Linked DNA regions of Homo sapiens: region 2 is linked to region 1. A link is an interaction called in ENCODE POLR2A ChIA-PET data of the cell type or tissue named here. Cell type or tissue: Panc1. All regions are shown on one strand. Each heading gives the region's core, and the rest is flanking DNA. Links, peaks and the distances in the headings are about the cores only. Region 1 has its middle 17 kb from the start of RIT1. Region 2 has its middle 22 kb from the start of AQP10.

Region 1 (5,000 bases), core at 1-5,000:
GGGCGACAGAGTGAGACTCCGTCTCAAAAAAAAAAAAAAAAAAAGACTAGTGCCCACCTAGTAAGGGCCTCCAGTACTGCTCTCATCCATCCCCCATACCTTGTGGTCTGAAAAGGCAAACAGCCTGGGCTTTTCTTTGAATACTTCAAGAGCAATGTAAGTTTACACATAGGGCATCATTTTTCAGAAAGCTGAGAAAATATCGATTCTTAACTAGTATAACTTTTACGAGACGGCAAACTGGTGAACATCCCAATTGCCTAACACTGTCTATACTAGGGTCAATACCACCTTCTGGACACCTCTAAGAAATGCTCAAAACTCTGTTTGGCCTTCAGGAAACAAAGTCCTAAAGGAAGTCCTAAGGCTCAACAGGCCCAGGATTAGATGCGCTAACAGAAAATTTTGAATAAAAGTATGGGAATTCATGAGCAAGTCTTGTGTCTAAGCCTGGGGAGCTGGTTAGTTCACCTCAAATACTACTTTTTTTTTTTGAGACAGAGTCCTGCTCTGCCACCCAGGCCGGATTGCAATGGCCTGATCTCAGCTCACTGCAACCGCTGCCTCCCAGGTTCAAGCAATTCTCCTGTCTCAGCCTCCCGAGTAGCTGGGATTACAGGCATGTGCCACCACACCCAGCTAATTTTTGTATTTTTAGTAGAGGCGGGGTTTCACCGTGTTGGCCAGGCTAGTCTCGAACTCCTGACCTCAGGTGATCCGCCCACCTCAGCCTCCCAAAGTGTTGGGATTACAGGCATGAGCCACCATGCCCAGACAGTACATTAAATCTCAATCTAATTGAAAGCCTCTGACAGGGCCATAAGGAGAAAAACTCATTTTCTTTCTTCTTATTTACATTTTGAGACAGGGTCTTGCTCTGTTGCCCAGTCCGGAGTGCAGTGACATGGTTCACTGCAGCCTTAGCCTCCTGGGCTTGGTTAATCCTCACACCTCACCCTCCCAAGTAGCTGAGTAGCTGGCATCACAGGCATGCACCACCACGACACACGTGCTACCACACCTGGCTAACTTAAAAAAATTTTCTGTGGAGACAGGCTGGTTGGAACTCCTGTGCTCAAGCAATCCTCTTGCCTCGGCCTCCCAAAGTGCTGGGATTACAGGCGTGAGCCACCACGCCCAGCCTATGTAGCTATCTGTCTGTCTGTCTATCTATCTATCTATCTATTTATCAATCAATCATCTATCTATCTATTGAGACAGGGTCTCACACTGTCACCCAGGCAGGTGTACAGCGGCACAATCATAGCTCATTGCAGCATCCACCTTCTGGGCTCAAGCAATCCTTCCACCTCAGCCTCTCAAGTAGCTGGGACTACAGGCACACACCAGCACACCCAGCTAGTTTTTAAATTTTTGTAGAGATGGGGGTCTTGCTATGTTGCCTATGCTAGTCTTGAACTTCTGGCTTCAAGTGACCGTACCACTTCAGCATTCCAAAGTGCTGAGTTTACAGGCATGAGCCACCACACCCGGATGAAACTGGATATTTTCATGATTTACATTCACTCACATCAAATCAGCTTCTTCTCAGGCTTTTTTCCAAGTTAACATTTAGTTATTGTTTACCAAGCAGTTGAAATTGCTATGTGTCCCTTACTCCTTCTCATTCTCCCACCATTCAATCCAAATCTGTGTCAGATTTTGCACGTTAGAATTAGAGGTGCCCACTGAAAAGAACTGAGACTCTAAGAACTGTGAGCTTTTTTTTAAATTCACTGTTGAATTCCCAATGCCAACACATTGCTTGGCATGCAGCGGATACCCAAGAAAGGCAGGCAGGCAGGGAACAAAATATTGTCTGGGAAGCAGACTTAAAGCAAACCTGAAAAGGCTGTCTCTTCTTCCTACTTATTCTGAGTTGGAGTTTCAAAAGAAGTTTGGTATAATGATCGGTTTTGGTTTTGTGTTTTTTGATGATGGTGGTAGGTGTGTGTTAGTTGCAACTAGACCCATGTATTTCTCTTCGGGAGTCTAAGGACATGAAAATAAGAGTGTCCAGAATGTTTTGGGTGGGAATGCACAATTTAATTCTCTGGCTGACTAGATTGATGTACATGCCTTCCTGGGCAGCAGAGATTTTATGTTGGATTGCAGTGTATTGAGCACTTGGACCCATCCTCATAAAAGCCATACATTTCTCTGCCTCTGCCCCCTCACCTGCACACTCCTCTGCCAGGAAACTAGGGAAAGCATTTTGTGGGAGATGTTTTGGAGCTAAAGTTTTTCTTCTGGCTCAGAGAAAACTGCAATAAACTCTGGCAATAACTAGCTCCAGGAAGGGCAGGAAATGACACATGTCCCCACTGCAGCAGCTTTTGTTCAAAAAACTGAGTGACTTCATGATATGATCACGTGTGCTGTGGAATGTATGCACTGAACCAAAAGCTGCTCATCATGAGTTTTTTTTTAAGCAAACATTATTAGATAAAGCTAAAACATTTCAGTAGTTTTGTCTCAAGGCCAACTCATGGTTTTTTGTTTGTTTGTTTGTTTTTGAGATGGAGTCTCGCTCTGTCGTACAAGCTGGAGTGCTGTGGCGCAATCTTGGCTCGCTGCAACCTCCACCTCCCGGGTTCAAGTGATTCTCCTGCCTCAGCCTCCCGAGTAACTGGGATTACAGGCGCGTACCACCATGCCTGGCTAATTTTTGTTGTATTTTTAGTAGAGATGGGGTTTCACCATGTTGGTCAGGCTGATCTTGAATCCCTGACCTTGTGATCTGTCCACCTCAGCCTTCCAAATTGCTGGGATTACAGGCGTGAGCCCTGTGCCTGGCATATGTTTAAAAGTTGATTGGACAGCTTTGTACAGTGACAGGATTATAGCCAATGAGGCATGATTATTGCTAATTGAAAACTTTTCCCAATACCCTGGCATTGGCAATTTTTGACAATCTCTATGGAGACTGAACTTAAAAAACAAAAGTTGATTGAAAAAAAATTTTTTTTTTTTTTTGAGATGGAGTCTTGCTGTCGCCCAGGCTGGAGGGCAGTGGCACGATCTTGGCTCACCGCAACCTCTGCCTCCCGGGTTCAAGCAATTCTCCTGCCTCAGCCTCCCAAGTAACTGGGATTACAGGCGCATGCCACCACACCCAGCTAATTTTGTATTTTTAGTAGAGACAGGGTTTCGCCATGTTGGCCAGGCTGGTCTTGAACTCCTGACCATAAGTGATCCATCTGCCTCAGCCTCCCAAAGTGATGGGATTACAGGCATGAGCCACCGTGCCTGGCAAGATTTCAAATTTCTGTACGAGTTTGGAAAAGGCATAACACTACCAATGACTTATTAGGAGTCTACTACATTTACTAATTCCTTCCTTTTTGAATTCCTATAACATTTCCAGTTTGAAGCATATGACTTATTACTTTAAGACTGACCTCTAGCTGTTTTATATATACAAATTTTATTTATTTTTTTGAGACGGAGTCTTGCTCTGTTGCCCAGGCTGGAGTGCAGTGGCATGATCTCAGCTCACAGCAAGCTCTGCCTCCCAGGTTCACACCATTCTCCTGCCTCAGCCTCCCGAGTAGCTGGGACTACAGGCGCCCGCCACCGCGCCTGGCTATTTTTTTTGTATTTTTAGTAGAGATGGGTTTCACCATGTTAGCCAGGATGGTCTCGATCTCCTGACCTCGTGATCCACCTACCTCAGCCTCCCAAAGTGCTGGGATTACAGGCGTGAGCCACCGCACCTGGCTACATATATAAATTTTATCTAAGCTCCAGAGCAGGAATAACATATATATATTTTTGGTGTATATATATATACAATATACATGTACAAAAAAAATATATATATACACTTTTTTTTTTTTAAATACAGAGTCTCACTGTTGCCCAGGCTGGAGTGCAGTGACACGATCCTGGCTCACTGTAACCTCCGCCCCCTGGGTTCAAGTGATTCTTGTGCCTCAGCCTCCAGAGTAGCTGGGATTACAGGTGTGGGCCACCACACCCAGCTAATTTTTTTTTTGTTTTGTATTTCAGTAGAGATGGGGTCTCACCATGTTTCTCAGCCTGGTCTCGAATTCCTAAGCTCAGGCAAACTGCCTACCTCCACCTCCCAAAGTGCTAGGATTACAGTCATGAGCCACTATGCCAGCCCGTATTCTATATTCCTCTGAATCCTTCACAGCTCTTTAAAACAGTGCTTAATACATGGAAGAGGCTTATAAATACTTCACCTGAAATTCCATTACTTATTCTAACAGAGGTTACATTAGAAAATGGAATGCCATTAAGTATGAGTAATTTAATCAAAGAGGGGAACAATTTTTTTTTTTTTTTGAGATAGAGTCTTGCTCTGTTGCCCAGGCTGGAGTGCAATGGCGCAATCTCAGCTCACCACAACCTCTGCCTCCCGGGTTCAAGCAATTCCAATTCTCTGCCTCAGCCTCCCGAGTAGCTGGGATTACAGGCGCCCACCACCACGCCCAGCTAATTTTTGTATCTTTAGTAGAGACAGGGTTTCACCATCTTGGCCAGGCTGGTCTTGAACTCCTGACCTCGTGATCCACCTGTCTTGGCCTCTCAAAGTACTGGGATTACAGGCATGAGCCACTGTGCCCGACCAGGGGAATGATTTTTTAAATCAAGTGAAGAAAAAAAAAAAAAAGAGACGGAAAGAAAAATGGAATGCCACTCCTCCAGTACCTGTTTCTAGTGGACACTGACAGTTACTGACCATTCAAAAATGTTAAATAGGCAGGGTGCAGTGCTCACACCTGCAATCCCAGCACTTTGGAGGCCAAGGCGGGCAGATCACTTGAGGCCAGGAGTTTGAGACCAGCCTGGCCAACATGGTGAAACCCTGTCTGTACTAAATATACAAAAAATTAGCCAGGCGTGGTAGCACATGCTTGTAATCCCAGCTACTTGGGAGGCTGAGGCACAAAGATCACTTGAACCCGGGAGGCAGAGGCTGCACTGAGCTGAGATGGTGTCCCTGCACTCCAGCCTGGGCGACAGAGTGAGAC
Region 2 (16,331 bases), core at 5,254-10,253, 1.6 Mb before region 1:
AAGTCTCTGGAAACTGAGCAAGGCAGAAAACAAATTGAGGAGCTTTTATTCTTGAAAAACTGCTACAGCTTCAAGCAAAAGCAATGTGAGTTTGCAGCCTTCTTGCCTGAGGCTGCTCCCATCCAACTTCCTTGGTGGCTGGGAACTGTAGTTTTACCAGTATGGAACTGGCTGTGAAAATCAGCAATGTTTGCTGTCACAGTGGGTAGACTGAAATTGTAGGAGTTAGTTAGGTGGAGGCGGACAAAAGCCTACAATGTTCTCAGCTGAATGATATGAAGTTGGTAGGAAATAAACAGGCAAAAAACCCTCTAGCTGTACTAACTCAAAGTAGCACTCCTAGTTGTGTTCAGTGGTGGAAAAGCCAGAAATTTAGCTGGAAAATAGGAAACTACAAAAGGGCTGAGATAAGCTCTCCCACATCCCTGGCTCACTGGGAAACTATCATATGCATGGAGGATAGCTCAGAGAGCTCCCTGAAAAATAAAAGACAAGGAAGACTTGAACACTGCTGCACATTTTAATACACTTCTCATCCTTCAAACAGATATATTGGCAGAAGTGGATGCTATATGGGCTTGAGGTGTTGGAACACAATGCTTATTCTAATCATTGGCTGAACACTGTGCTATGTAAGCATAGGGGTGATACTGCTGCGGGATAATTAAGGAATCAGAGAGACCGAGGGATTGAGGAGGAGTTATTTAATTATTTAGGTTCACTGACCCAGTTGGATTAACATCCAAAGGACTGAGCCTGGAACAAAGAGTCAAGCTACCTTTTAAGCATTTCGTGGGGTGGGGGGAGATCTGTGCGGGGGGAAGCGTATTATAGAAGCGAGAGACAAAGACAGTTATTCAGTTAAGGCATGCATTACATTATTTCTTACTGTTCAAGGAACAACATGTTTTACGACTTGAGATTATCTGTCTAGTGACCTTGCAGCTGCACAGCTAGAGAAACAGAGTCTTCACAATGCCTGGTAAATGGAGAGATAAGGCTCACTAGCCACAGAGAGAAAAACAGGCAGTTAATTTTAAAGGACTCCAGCCCTTTCTGTTCCTCAAGGGGGAATTGGGTTTTCTTACATACAACTGAGTTTTTGCTTACACAGTCTTTAATTTTTTTTTTTTTTTTGAGACAGAGTCTCACTCTGTTGCCCAAGCTGGAGGGCAGTGGCGCCATCTTGGCTCACTGCAAGCCCCGCTTCCCAGGTTCACGCCATTCTCCTGCCTCAGCCTCCCGAGTAGCTGGGACTACAGGTGCCCGCCACCATGCCTGGCTAATTTTTTTGTATTTTTAGTAGAGATGGAGTTTCACCGTGTTAGCCAGGCTGGTCTCAAACTCCTGACCTTGTGATCCACCCACCTCAGCCTCCCAAAGTGCTGAGATTACAGGCATGAGCCACTGCGACCGGCCTACAGTCTTTAATTTCTTTTAATTCCTGTTCTAATCCTTGAGGGAACATTTTTTTTTTTTTGAGACGGAGTCTAACTCTGTCGCCCAGGCTGGAGTGCAATGGCTCGATCTTGGCTCACTGAAACCTCCACTTCCCAGGATCAAGCAATTCTCCTACCTCAGCTTCCCGAGTAGCTGAGAGTATAGCTGGGTGCCACCATGCCCGGCTAAATTTTGTATTTTTAGTAGAGATGGGGTATCGCCATGTTTGCCAGGATGGCCTCAAACTCCTGACCTCAGGTGATCCATCCACCTTAGCCTCCCAAAGTGCTGGGATTACAGACATGAGCCACTGCACCTGGCTGGAAAAATTTATTATTATTATTATTTGAGATAGGGGTCTCACTCTGTCACCCTGGCTGAAGTATAGTGGCATGATCTCGGTTCACTGCAACCTCTGCCTCCCAGTCGCAAGCAATCTTCCTACTTCAGCTCATGAGTAGCTGGGACCACAGGTACATGCCACCACTACCTGCTAAGTTTTTGTATTTTTAGTAGAGATGGGGTCTTGGTATGTTGCCCAGGCTGGTCTCAAACTCCTGAGCTCAAGCCGCTTTGGCCTCCCAAAAGTGCTGGGATTAAAGGTGAGCCACCATGCCTGACCCCTGTGGGAAAATTTTAAAAACAAGAATAAATGGCCGGGCATGGTGGCTCATGCCTGTAATCCCAGCACTTTCGGAGGCCGAGGTGGGAAGATCACCTGAGGTCAGGAGTTGAAGACCAGCCTGACCAACATGGAGAAACCCTGTCTCTACTAAAAATACAGAATTAGCCAGGCATAGTAGTGCATGCCTGTAATCCCAGCTACTCACTACTCAGGAGGCTGAGGCAGGAGAATCACTTGACCCCTGGAGGCAGAGGTTGCAGTGAGCCAAGATCATGCCATTGCACTCCAGCCTGGACAACAAAAGCAAAACTCCATCTCAAACAAAACAAAACAAAACAAAACAAAACAAAACAAAACAAACAAACAAACAAAAAAAACGAGAATAAAAACTGAGCAGACACATTAGCAGCTGCACACTGTGGAATGATAGACTCTACAGTTTAACTCCAGACAAATGACACACACACACACATCAGCATCACCAGCATCACCACCATTCAGAAAAATACAATAGAATCCAGACTCTACGGTTTAACTCCAAATTACACACACACACACACACACACACACACACACCCCATCAGCATCACCAGCATCACCACCTTTCGGAAAAATACAACAGAATCCAGAGTTATTACAGTCTATTATCTAAAATGACCAGTTTTTTAGAGGAGGAAGAGGATAAAATGATCAGTTTTCAAGAAAAAAATTATGACACATGCGAAGAAACCTAAAAAACAGTAACTCATATCCTGATTTTAAAAGTCAATGAAAACTAGCCGGGTGCAGTGGCTCACGCCTGTAATCCCAGCACTTTGAGAGGCCGAGGCGGGTGGATCACCTGAGGTCAGGTGTTTGAGACCAGCCTGGCCAACATGATGAAACCCTGTCACTACTAAAAATACAAAAATTAGTCAGGCATGGTGGTGGGCGCCTATAATCCTAGCTACTGGGGAGGCTGAGGCAGGAGAATTGCTTGAACCTGGGAGGCGGAGGTTGCAGTGAGCTGAGATCATTCCACTGCACTCCAGCCTGGGTGACAGAGCAACACTCTGTCTCCAAAAAAAAAAACAATAAAAAACAAAATAAAAACTGAGTCCAGGCACAGTAGCTCACACCTGTAATCCCAGCACTTTGGGAGGCCGAGGCTGGCAGATCACGAGCTCAGGAGATCAAGACCATCCTGGCTAACAAAAAAATTAGCCGGGCATTGTGGCGGGCGCCTGTAGTCCCAGCTACTTGGGAGGCTGAGGCAGGAGAATGGTGTGAACCTGGGAAGCGGGGCTTGCAGTGAGCCGAGATGGCACCACTGCACTCCAGCCTGGGTGATAGAGTGAGACTCTGTCTCAAAAAAAAAAAAAATAAATAAAAATAAAAACTGACTCTGAGTAGGCCCAGAAGTTGAATTTGGCAGACAAAGACTTTAAAGCACATATTATAAATATGTTCAAGGAATTAAATAAAAATGTTTAACAATGACTCAATAAATATGGAATCTCAACAGAGAAATAGAAGCTATAAAAAAAGAATCAAACAGAAATTCTAGAATTATAAAGTAAAATAACTGAAATGAAAATTTTACTAAATGAACCCAATAGCAGATTTAAGATAGCAGAGGAAAAATTTAATAAACTTGAAGATAGATCAATAATAATAATCTAGTCTGAATGACAGAGACAAAAATGATTGCAGGAAAGTGAACAGCTGGGTACAGTGGCTCACACCTGTAATCCCAGCACTTTGAGAGGCTGAGGCAGATGGATTGCTTGAGCCCAGGAGTTTAAGACCAGCCTGGGCAACATGATGAAACCCTATCTCAACAAAACATACAAAAGTAAGCTGGATATGGTGGTGTGCCCCTATAGTCCCAACTACTTGGGAGGCTGAGGCAGAAGAATCGCTTGAGCCTGGGTGGTCAAGGCTGCAGTGACCATGTTCATGTCACTGCACTCCAGCCTGGGTGACAAAGCAAGACTGTCTCAAAAAAAGAAACAAAAAAACCAAAAAACAAAAACAAAAAAACACCGAAAACAAAAAGACTCAGAGGCCAGTGGTACATCAAGCATGCCGATATACATGTAATACATGTCCAAAGGAGAGGAGACAAAGGGTCAGAAAAAAGTAGTTGAAAAAATAATACAAAGGCCAGGTGTGTAGCTCACACCTGTAATCCCAGTACTTTGGGAGGCCGAGGCGGGCAGATCACAAGGTCAAGAGATTGAGACCATCCTGGCCAACATGGTGAAACCCCATCTCTACTAAAAATGCAAAAATTAGCCAGGTGTAGGGGTGTGTGCCTGTAGTCCCAGCTACTCAGGAGGCTGAGGCAGGAGAATCACTTGAACCTGGGAGGCAGAGATTGCAGTGAACCGAGATCTTGCCACTGAACTCCAGCCTAGCGACAGAGTGAGACTCCATCTCAAAAAACAACAAATAATAATAATAGCCAAAAACTTTTCAAATTTGATGAAAAACATTACACATCTGAGAATCTCAATAAACCTCAAATACATAGACACATCACGGTCAACTTGTTTAAAGACAATTGGCTACCACATGTACAAAAATTCGAACAATTCAGAGAAGATTAGCCAGTCTCCTGTACAAGAATGGCATGCAAATTTGTGAAGCATTCCATATTTTTACATGTAAATAAAAGAAAAAATAAAAGCAAATGTACTATATATAGAGAGTAATACTACTGTGTTAAATACACAGATGAATACAAAAAATCTGAGCATGGAAGAATGAATTTAAAAATAAGTGATTACAATAAAAAGACAAAAAAGATCTTTCAGACAGCAAGAAAAAAAGACTCATCAAATATGGGGGAAGAAGTACACAATTAACGGCAGACTTCTCTTCAGAAACAATGGAGACCAGGAGGCAATGGAATGAGATATTTTAAGAGCTGAAAGAAAATTACGGCCATGTGTGGTGGCTCATGCCTGTAATCTCGGCACTTTGGGAAGCCAAGGCAGGTGGACTACTTGAGCTCAGGAGTTTGAGACTAGCCTGAACAACATGGCAAGGCACCATCACTACATAAAAATTTTTAAAAATTAACTAGTTCCAGCCTGGCCAACATGGCAAAACCCTGACTGTAATAAAAATACAAAAAAAAATTAGCTGGGCGTGGTGGCTAACACCAGTAATCCCAGCACTTTGGGAGGCCGAGGCAAGTGGATCACTTGAAGTCAGGAGTTTGAGACCAGCCTGGCCAACATGGCAAAACCCCGTCTCTACTAAAACTACAAAAAAATTAGCTGGGTGTGGTGGCGGGCACCTGTAATGCCAGCTACTCGGGAGGCTGAGGCAGGAGAATCACTTGAAGCTGGGAGGCGGAGGTTGCAGTGAGCCAAGATCACACCACTGCACTCCAGCCTGGGCAACAGAGCAAGACTCCATGTCAAAATAAATAACAAGGCTGGGCACGGTGGCTCACGCCTGTAATCCCAGCACTTTGGGAGGCAGAGGCAGGCAGATCATGAGGTCAGGAGATCGAGACCATCCTGGCTAACATGGTGAAAACCTGTCTCTACTAAAAATACAAAAAATTAGCCAGGTGTGGTGGCAGGCACCTGTAGTCCCAGCTACTTAGGAGGCTGAGGCAGGAGAATGGCATGAACCTGGGAGGCAGAGCTTGCAGTGAGCTGAGATCTTGCCACTGCACTCCAGCCTGGGCAACAGAGCGAGACTCCGTCTCTAAATAAATAAATAAATAAATAACAAAATACAAAAAATTAGCTGGGCATGATGGTGCATACCTGTAGTCCCAGCTACTCGGGAGCCTGAGGTATGAGAATCACTTGAACCCGGGAGGCAGAGGTTGCAGTGAGCCAAATTGGCACCACTGCACTCTAGCCTCCAGCCTGGGTGACAGACTGAGACTCTGTCTCAAAAAAAAAAAAAAAAAAAAAAAGAAAAGAAAGATTTAAGGGATAAAGCTAAAGCAATGCTTAGAAGAAGATTTGTAGCTTAAATGCCTTTAGTAGAAAGAAAGAAAGGTCTACAATCAATAATCTAGGCTGGGCATGGTGGCTCACGCCTGTAATCCCAGCATTTTGGGAGGCCGAGGCAGGTGGATCACCTGAGGTCAGGGGTTTGAGACCAGCCAGGCCAACATGACGAAACCCGAAACCCCATCTCTACTAAAAATACAAAAACTAGCTGGGTGTGGTGGCACATGCCTGTAATCCCAGCTACTTGGGAGGCTGAGACAGAGAATCGCTTGAACCTGGGAGGCAGAGGTTGTAGCTGGCCGACATTGTACCACTGCACTCCAGCCTGAGTGACAGAGCAAGACTCTACCTCAAAAAAATAAAAAACAAAATAAAATAAAATCAATAATCCAATCTTTCACTTCAAGAAGCTGGAAAAATAAGAGTAAATCAAACATAAAGTAAATAGAAGAAAGAACATAATAAACGCCAGACTGAAAAATCAATGAAATAGAAAACAAAAACTTTAGAGGCAGGAGAATCGCTTGAACCTGGGAGGCAGAGATTGCAGTGAACTGAGATCTTGTCACTGAACTCCAGCCTGGAGACAGAGTGAGACTCCATCTCAAAAAACAAACAAAAAAAATAATAGCCAAAAACTTTTCAAATTTGATGAAAAACATTACACATCTAAGAATCTCAATAAACCTCAAATACCTAGACACATCACGGTCAACTTGTTTAAAGACAATTGGCTACCACATATACTAAAATTTGAACAATTCAGAGAAGATTAGCCAGTCTCCCGTATAAGAATGGCATGCAAATTTGTGAAGCACTCCATATTTTTACATGTAAATAAAAGAAAAAATAAAAGCAAATGTACTATATATATAGAGTAATACTACTAGTTATTTGGAAAGATCAACAAAACAGACATATCTTTAGCTAGATTGCCCAAGAAAAGAGGAAAGAACATACACATTACCAAAATCAAGAATGAAAGAAGGGACATCTTGTCCAAGTGTGGTGGCTCATGCCTGTAATCCCAGCAGTTTGGGAGGCCGAGGCGGGCAGATCAAATGAGGTCAGGGGTTTGAGACCAGCCTGGTCAACATAGTGAAACCCTGTCTGTATTAAAAACACAAAAAAATTAGCCAGACGTAGTGGCGAATGCTTGTAGTCCCAGCTACTCAGTAGGCTGAGGCAGGAGAATTGCCTGAATCCAGGAGGTGGAGGCTGCAGTGAGCCAACATCATGCCACTGCACTCCAGCCTGGGCGGCAGAGTGAGACTCCGTCAAAAAAAAAAAAAAAAAAAAAGAAAGAAAGAAAGAAGGAAGGAAGGAAGGAATTGTAGGGAATTTAAATGATATGGAGAAAACCCTAGAAAGAGACAAATTAACAAAGCTAACTAAAGAAAGAAAAAAAGAAAATCCAAATAGACCTATACCAAGGAAAAGGAAAAGAATTTGGATTTAAAATCGTCCCACAAGAAAATGCCCAGGTCCAGATGCTTTATTGCTAAATCATGTCAACACTTAAAGAACAGGCCAGGCACAGTGGCTCAAGCCTGTAATCCCAGCACTTTGGGAGGTGGAGGCGGGTGGATCACCTGAGGTCAGGTGTTCAAGACCAGCCTGGCCAACATGGTGAAAGCCTGTCTCTACTAAAAATACAAAAATTAGCCAGGCATGGTGGCGCACACTTGTAATCCCAGCTACTTGGGAGCCTGGGGCAGGAGAATCACTTGAACCCGGGAGGCAGAGGTTGCAGTGAGCCAAGATCGCACCACTGCACTCCAGCCTGGGCAACAGAGCAAGACTCTGTCTCAAAACAAACAAACAAACAAACAAAAAGCAAAATAAGAGGATAAAGAGAGGCCAGGTGTGGTGGCTTACGCCTGTAATCCCAGAACTTTGGGAGGCTGAGGTGGGCGGATCACTTGAGCTCAGAAGTTCAAGACTAGCTTGGACAACATAAGGAGACCCCCATCTCCACAAAAAAATTTTAAAATTAGGGCCAGGCAAGGTGGCTCATGCCTATAATCCCAGCACTTTGGGAGGCAGAAGCAAGCAGATCACCTGAGGTCAGGAGTTCAAGACCAGGCTGGCCAACATGGTGAAACGCTGTCTCTACTAAAAATACAAAAATTAGCCAGCCATGGTGGCAGGCACCTGTAATTCCAGCTACTCAGGAGGCTGAGGCAGGATAATCGCTTGAACCCGCGAGGCAGAGGTTGCAGTGAGCTGAGATCGCACCACTGCACTCCAACCTGGGTGACAGAGTGAGACTCCATCTCAAAAAAAAAAAGAAAAAAAAAATCTGCTAAAATTACTTTGTATTTATATACAAAAAAGAGTCACATTCTGAGATCATATAATTATAAACAAGTTTTTCACCTATATGCACTATGGTAGGACATTCTAAAGTCATGTAGGACATACATAGAACAAGTCTTTGTTGCGTGTCTTGCAGAATGTTTAGAATATCTGGACTCTGACTACTAAATGTAAGAATTACTGCCCCTTTCCCACCCATTGTGAAACAACATTGACAAAAATTCTGACTACAATTTTTTTTTTTGAGACAGGGTCTCTGTTGCCCAGGCTGGATTGTAGCAGCGTGATCTCGGCTCACTGCAGCCTCAACCTTCTGGGTTCAAGCAATTCTCCCATCTCAGCCTTCTGAGTAGCTGGGACCACAGGCATGCACCACCATGCCTGGCTAATTTTTGTATTTTTTGTAGAAAAGGGCTTTTGCCATGTTGCCCAGGCTGGTCTCAAACTCCTGGGCTCAAGCAATTTGCCCACCTCAGCTTCCCAAAGTGCTGGATTTACAGGCGTGTACTCACACACCTGGCCTTACAAATTTTCAAAATTCTCCCTATGAGATAGTAGTATTCCTGGTTTTAAAAACTGGTCTAGGCCAGGCACAGTGGCTCATGCCTGTAATCTCAGCACTTTGGGAGGCCAAGGCGGGTGGATCACCTGAGGTCAGGAGTTTGAGACCAGCCTGGCCAACATGGTGAAACCCCATCTCTACTAAAAATACAAAAAAAATTAGCTGGGAATGGTGGTGGGTGCCTGTAATCCCAGCTACTTGGGAGGCTGAGGCAGAAGAACTGCTTGAACCTGGGAAGCAGAGGTTGTAGTGAACTGAGATCACGCCATTGCACTCCAGTTTGGATGACACAGAGCAAAACTCTGTCTCAAAAAAAAAAAAAAAAAAAAGGTCTAATAGAAGTTCTTCTACCTGGAAACATGAGTATGTGGTATAAGAATAATAAGCACATATTACTTTAGAAACTATGAAAATAAAACCAATTTTTTCTTCTTTTTCAAAGTGACAGGGGAGAGATCTCGATGCAGGATATGGTGACTTTTTTTTTTTTTTGAGACAGGCTCTCACTTTGTTACTCAGGCTGGAGTGCAGTGGCCGAGATCTTGGCTCACTGCATCCTCGACCTCCTGGGCTCAAGTGATCCTCCCACCTCAGCTCCCCAGGTAGCTGGAACTACAGGCATGCTCCACCATGCCTGGCTAATTTTTTGTATTTTTTGTAGAGACGTGGTTTCATCATGTTGCCCAGGCTGGTCTCAAACTTCTGAGTTCAAGCAATCCACCCACCTTGGCTTCCCAAAATGCTAGGATTATAGGCGTGAGCCACGGCACCCAGCCGTATATGGTGACTTTTGATATTCTTTTCTTTCCTTTTGATTTTTTTTTCTTTTTTTTTGTAGTGATGGGGGTCTTAGTATGCTGTCCAGGGGGCTGGTCTTGAACTCCTGGCCTCAAGTGATCCTCCCACTTCAGCCTCCCAAAGTGTGGAGATTACAGGCTTGAGCCACCGCACTCAGCCCTAAATGTGTTTGTTGTTTTTTGTTAAAGAGCCGGGGCTGCTCTGCTTATGGAGTAGCCATTCTTTTATTCCTTTACCAGAAAAAGAAGAATAAAAGAGCCAGGCCTGAATGGGGGTATGTCTCACTATGTTGACCAGGCTGGTCTCGAATTCCTGGGCTCAAGTGATTCTCACGCCCGGGATGGAAGGCATGAACCACCGCGCCCAGCCACTTTACTTCTTCACAAGTGTATCTCTGAAGATCACTGCCACATAAACCTTCTACATGGAACTCTCCATATCAGGGCCTGTTTCCAGGGAGAACCAATCTAAGACATTTAGTTTTTCCAACCCACACACTTTGTACCATTAGCCACCCTCCTTGAGTCTTTCAGGTTAAAGAATATCAAAAGTCAGACTGGGTGTGGCAGCTCCTGCCTGTAATCCCAATACTTTGAGAGGCTGAGGTGGGATGATCACTTGAGATCAGGAGTTCAAGACCAGCTTGGGCAACATAGTGAGACCCCCATATCTACCAAATAAATAAATAAATAAATAAATAAATAAATAAATAAATAAAAACATTCAGAACAGGGATCTCTGAGGGAAGAAAATATTTTAAAAACCAATTTTGGTGGCGGGGGACAGTCATGCTCTGTCACCCAGGCTGGAGTGCAGTGGTGCGATCTCGGCTCAGTGCAACCTCTGCCTCCTGAGTTCAAGTGATTCTCCTGCCTCAGCCTCCTGAGTAGTTGGGATTACAGGTGTATGCGCCAACACACCTGGCTAATTTTGTATTTTTATTAGAGACAGAGTTTCACTATGTTGGTCAGGCTGGTCTCGAACTCCTGACCTCAAATGATCCACCCACTTCACCCTCCCAAAGTGCTGGGATTACAGGCATGAGACACCACACCCAGCAGAAAAAAAAATTTTTTTTTAAGTTAAGAAGGCAGAATTGAGCAGAGGGAGTAGCTGACACACAATGTGGTTGCAGCAGAACCTTAACTGATCCTTGGATTTTACAGACAGCCCTGGAATGAAGATAATTTTTCAGAGCTGTCCCAAATGAAGGCAAAGGGACCATGATTTTGTGTCACTGCATTAGCCAATCATTGGCTGCAGGAAAGAAAGGTCAAAACAATTTCCTGTGGCTGATGGTAATGTCCAGTGAGGGAGGCAGCGGTGGGCCATCAGTGGCTGATATTCCTAGCAGCTGGGGAGTAGGCTTATGATCCTAGAAAGGGAATCTGGGTGAAACACCGGTGTTTTCTACAGTTTACCACTTGCACTACTCAGATCCTTTTTTTTTTTTTTTTGAGACAGAGTCTCGCTCTGTCGCCCAGGCTGGAGTGCAGTGGGGCGATCTTGGCTCACTGCAACTTTGCTTCCTGGGTTCAAGCAATTCTCTACCTCAGCCTCCCAAGTAGCTGGGATTACAGGCGCCTGCCACCACACCCGGCTAAATTTTTTTGTATTTTTAGTAGAGATGGGGTTTCACCATCTTGGCCAGGCTGGTCTTGAACTCCTGACCTCGTGATCCACCCGCCTCAGCTTCCCAAAGTGCTGGGATTACAGGCGCGAGCCACCGCATGATTCATTCTTCTTTTTGTTGTTGTTGTTTTTTGCTTTTTGAGACAGCGTTTCACTCTGCCGTCCAGGCTGGAGTGCAGTGGCACAATCTCTGCTCACTGAAACTTTTGCCTTCCAGGTTCAAGCGATTCTCCTGCCTCAGCTTCCGGAGTAGCTGGGATTACAGGCGTGCACCACCACGCCCAGCTAAATTTTCTTTTTTTTTTTTTGAGACGGAGTTTCGCTCTTGTTGCCCAGGCTGGAGTGCAATGGTGCAATCTCAGCTCACCGCAACTTCTGCCTCCCGGGTTCAAGTGATTCTCCTGCCTCAGCCTCCTGAGTAGCTGGGATTACAGGCATAAGCCACAATGCCCAGCTAATTTTTTTTTTTTGTATTTTTAGTAGAGATGTTGTTTCACCATGTTGGCCAGGCTGGTCTTGAACTCCTGACCTCAGGTAATCCACCTGCCTCGGCCTCCCAAAGTGCTGGGATTACAGGCGTGAGCCATCGCGCCCGACCCAATTCATTCTTCTTATAGTTAGTTTGCCCTGTTGGGGAAAAGCATCTATAGCGTTCTGATTGGTTTCATTTCCTGGGGGAACTTTGAGAGAAGGATTAAGTGGAAAAGTTTATAGCCTTTTTACTGCTGCAATTAGTTTTGAGGTTCTAAGAACTTCTCATTATCCCCTCCTGTACCACTAATGCCAGATTCTCCTCACCTTTGGCTAGCACTTCTGCTGGTCTAGAGAGCTGGGTAGCAGAGTGACCCAGACCCTAAATCCTGAGAGTGCCTTTGGTTACCATGTGGCTGCTATACTTTTCTATTTACTGTTAGAATTCTTTTCTATTTACTGTTAGAATTGATCACAGTAGCACCAAGAGGCATCCCAGTGGATGACCTGAATGCCAAAGTATTCTTCCTGGCCAGGCATGGAGGCTCACGCCTGTAATCCCAGCACTTTAGGAGACTGAGACAGGAGGATTGCTTGAGCCCAAGAGGTTGAGCTTGCAGTGAGCTATGATCACGCCACTGCAGTCTAGCCTGGCTGACAGAGCAAGACTGTCTTTAATTTAAAAAACAAGGCTGGGCGCAGTGGCTCATGCCTGTAATCCTTGCACTTTGGGAGGCCGAGGTGGGTGGACCACTTGAGGTCAGGAGTTCGAGACCAGCCTGGCCAGCATGATGAAACCCCATCTCTACCAAAAATACAAAAAATTAGCTGTGCACGGTGGCGCGCACCTGTAATCCCACCTACTCAGGAGGCTGAGGCAGGAGAATCACTTGAACCCAGGAGGTGGAGATTGCAGTGTGCCAAGTTCGCGCCACTGCACTCCAGCCTGGGCAACAAGAGCAAAACTCCATCTAAAAAAAAAAAAGGCCAGGCACAGTGGCTCACACCTGTAATCCCAACATTTTGGGAGGCCGAGGCAGGTGGATCACTTGAGGTCAGGAGTTCGAGACCAGCCTGGCCAACATGGCAAAACACTGTCTCTATTAAAAATACAAAAATTAGCCAAGCTTGGTGGCATGCGCCTGTTATCTCACCTACTCAGAAGGGTGAGGCAGGAGAATCGCTTGAACCTAGGAGGCGGAGTGTGCAGTGAGCCGAGATCGCGCCATTGCACTCCAGCCTGGGTGACAGAGTGAGACTCCGTCTCAAAAAAAAAAAAAAAAGAACTTGGCACAGTGGCTCATGCCTGTAATCCCAGCATTTTGGGGGCAGGCAGATCACCTGAGGTCAAGAGTTCAAGACTAGCCTGGCCAACATAGTGAAACCCTGTCTCTACTAAAAATACAAAAATTAGCCAGGCGTGGTGGCGGGTGCCTGTAATCCCAGCTACTTGAGAGGCTGAGGCAGGAGAATTGTTTGAACCTGGGAAGTGGAGGTAGCAGGTCAGCTGAGATTGTGCCATTGCACTCCAGCCTGGGCAACAGAGACTCCATCTCAAAAAAAAGAAAGATCAGTAGATCCTTTTGTCACATGCCCACTGCCATATCCCCACTGCTGTAATGTTGATCTTTTAGAGTAATGTAATTCAGATTTCATTGTTTTCCATGTTTTTTTTTTTTTTTTTTTTTTGGTTATTGTTGTTGGAGTCTCACTGTGTGGCCCTGGATGGAGTGCATTGGCATGATCTTGGCTCACTGCAACCTCTGCCTCTCAAGTTCAAGCAAATCTCCTGCCTCAGTCTCCCAAGTAGCTGGGATTATAAGTGCGCACCACCATGCCCTGCTAATTTTTGTATTTTTAGTAGGGACGGGGTTTCACCACATTGGCCAGGCTGATCTCAAACTCTTAGCCTCAAGTGATCCAACCGCCTCAGCCTCCCAAAGTGCTGGGATTACAGGTGTGAGCCATCGTGCCCGGCCAGACTTCATGTTGATGGATCAAACACTCTGTAAGTCCTTGGAGAGTGGTACTAGTTACGGGCAGACCCTATGGGCAGGAAAGGCAAACCTATATTCAGAATACGTGTCAATTTCAGTCAAAGGTGGTGGGGTATAATGTCATCAACTTGTCCCTGAACGGCTGCTTGTTCTTCTCGTGGGATAGAACCATATGGGGGCTTAGCCCTGGCGTTTATTAATGACAGATTGAACACTGGCAGCAGCCATAGCTATTTCAGCCTTGGTGAGTAGGAGTTTGTATTAGTCAGGGTTCTCCAGAGAGACAGAACCAATAGGATATACTGGAGGGAGAGAGAGAGAGAGAAGAAGAGGGGATTTTAAAGCTCAGTCTACTGACTCATATGTCAATCTCCCCTGGAAACACCCTCATAGACATATCCAGAAACAATGCTTCACCAGCCATGGAGGCGTCCCTCAATCCAGTCAAGTTGACACCTAAAATTAGTCATCACAGAGCTCATGCTGGTGGGCCCATGCATCACCTCCATCTCTACGACCAGTTACTCCATTCATTGTACCCATTGTTCAGAGCTGGGGTGGCTGATGACAATGGCTGAGTCATTCTGTCTACTTATCTGTTCAATGCTTCCTTTGTAATGGATGCTCTCTGGTGGGCATAACATGTTGTACAAAGATCGTACACTTCAAGACCACTCCTATCGTTACAGAGTCTCACTCTGTTGCCCAGACTGGAGTGCAGGGCTGCAATCATAGCTCACTGAAGCCTTGAATTCCTGGGCTCAAGCAATCCTCTTACCTCAGCCTCCCAAGCTGGACCACAGGCGTGTGCCACCATGCCCTGGCTCTCAGACCTTTTTGTCCTTGTTCTTTCACTCTTTCTTCTCAAGCCCTTGACGAACCAACCGGGGCATTTGCCACTGACTATGTGACTGTGTGAATATTCTGCCCATGTGAATATTCTCATGTAGGGCTACTTCTCTTTCCACACAAAGGGGATGACCAGATATACTGTCCAAATCTTTGTCCCTGGAAGGATTTCCCCTCACCACTATCTTCCAGAGCTGCTTCTGAGTGAGGCTGCAATGCAGCAGGATTCTCTTTTTTGGCTTTTCCCCGTTTACCATGCCAATCCATCTGTGAGCAAAGCTTGGGCTTTTGCCTTCCCTGTCAGCAAGTCACAGGGATCCCTGACAGGGCCATAGGTGAGAGCTGAAGAGAGATGTCAGTGCAACACTGCTGAGTGACCTGGGAGTCTGGGCCACTTGCTTTGAAGCTTGCTTTGCCCTCTGATCCTGCTTATGCCTGATATCAAAGATGCCACCTCTATCTTACAATGTTTTTGTTGTTGTTGTTGTTTTGTTTTGTTTTTTGAGACAGGGTCTCACTCTGTCGCCACAATATGTTCTTGCTGGGCCCACTCTTCCTAATGACATGGAGGATCTGACAGAGCCCAGCTTTTGATGGTTAGTTCTGGCCACTTGGTTACTTGATGTCCTATAGTCAGGTTCTGTGTCTCTACCGGAGCCCAGGAGCATTTCAAGAGCTGCTTTTCAAGTGGTGGGTATTTTCCTGCTGCAGATGGCATGGATTTGCTCCAGAGCTTCAGGGGCCTACATTATGATTCTCCTCTGAGAGCTTGCCAAACCAAAACCAACATCTTCTCCAACCACAGACATTCCAGTCTCTTACGTTCTGCTAGGTCACAAGGCTGCAGAGGCCTTTTCTGCTTTTGGCCCCACTCAAAGTTGATGTCTTTCAGTGTCAGCTAGTAAATTGGTCAGGGTTGTATTCCTAACTGTGAAATATTGCTCCAGAGTCCTAAGAAGATTGGCATCGCACTTCTTTTTTTCTTAGTGGTGGGAGGCATGAGATGCAATATCTGACCTTGACTTTGGATAGATATCCCAGCATGTCTCAGACCACTGGACCTCTAAAAACTTAACCAATGTAGAAATTTCCTGAAACTTTGCAGGGTTTTATTTCCCACTCTCTGAATACATGTATCTTTCCAAGGATACTTCTTGCTCTTCCCGTATGATTAGCATGATGTTATACATATACAGTAGACTGGGCCACTTGCTTTGAAGCTTGCTTTGGAGCTAATATGATGTTCTTCAGAATGTTCATGTAGTCAAGATGCCTTCAGAGTATATTATGACAAAGGGCCAGAGAGTTAACATAATCCTGGAGTCAGGCATGGTGGCTCACGCCTGTAATCCCAGCACTTTGGGAGGCCGAGGCAGGCAGATCATTTGAGGTCAGGAGTTCGAGACCAGCCTGACTAACATGGTGAAACCTTGTCTCTACTAAAAATACAAAATTAGCTGGGCATGGTGGTGTACACCTGTAATCCCAGCTACTTGGGAGGCTGAGGCAGGAGAATTGCTTGAACCTGGGAGGCGGAGGTTGCAGTGAGCCAAGATTGCACCATCGCACTCCAGCCTGGGCAACAAGAGCGAAACTCCATCTCAAAAACAAAAAACAAAAAATGTTAAGAAGGCAGAACTGGCCAGACATGGTGGCTCATGCCTCTAATCCCAACA

What was found. ChIA-PET counts read pairs that join two places held together with the same protein. Peaks named below come from ENCODE experiments on the same cell type or tissue, not always from the same donor. Only the 100,000 strongest peaks of a DNase experiment are listed, where the experiment ranks them.
Region 2: POLR2A ChIA-PET joins it to region 1 with 12 read pairs; 2 of 35 experiments call an interaction of 5 or more read pairs at or near these places.

The regions. Positions count from the first base shown.
Region 1 is chr1:155,891,461-155,896,460 of GRCh38, forward strand. It overlaps the pseudogene LOC124904686. Among named protein-coding and RNA genes, the nearest start is that of RIT1, 17 kb to the right of the region's middle. In Panc1, for the core only: no CTCF peak of the experiment used is centred there; DNase peaks (open chromatin) are centred at 1,581 and 2,371; H3K4me3 peaks cover 575 bases.
Region 2 is chr1:154,290,893-154,307,223 of GRCh38, forward strand. It overlaps the pseudogene RNU6-239P and the pseudogene RNU6-121P. Among named protein-coding and RNA genes, the nearest start is that of AQP10, 22 kb to the right of the region's middle. In Panc1, for the core only: no CTCF peak of the experiment used is centred there; no DNase peak of the experiment used is centred there.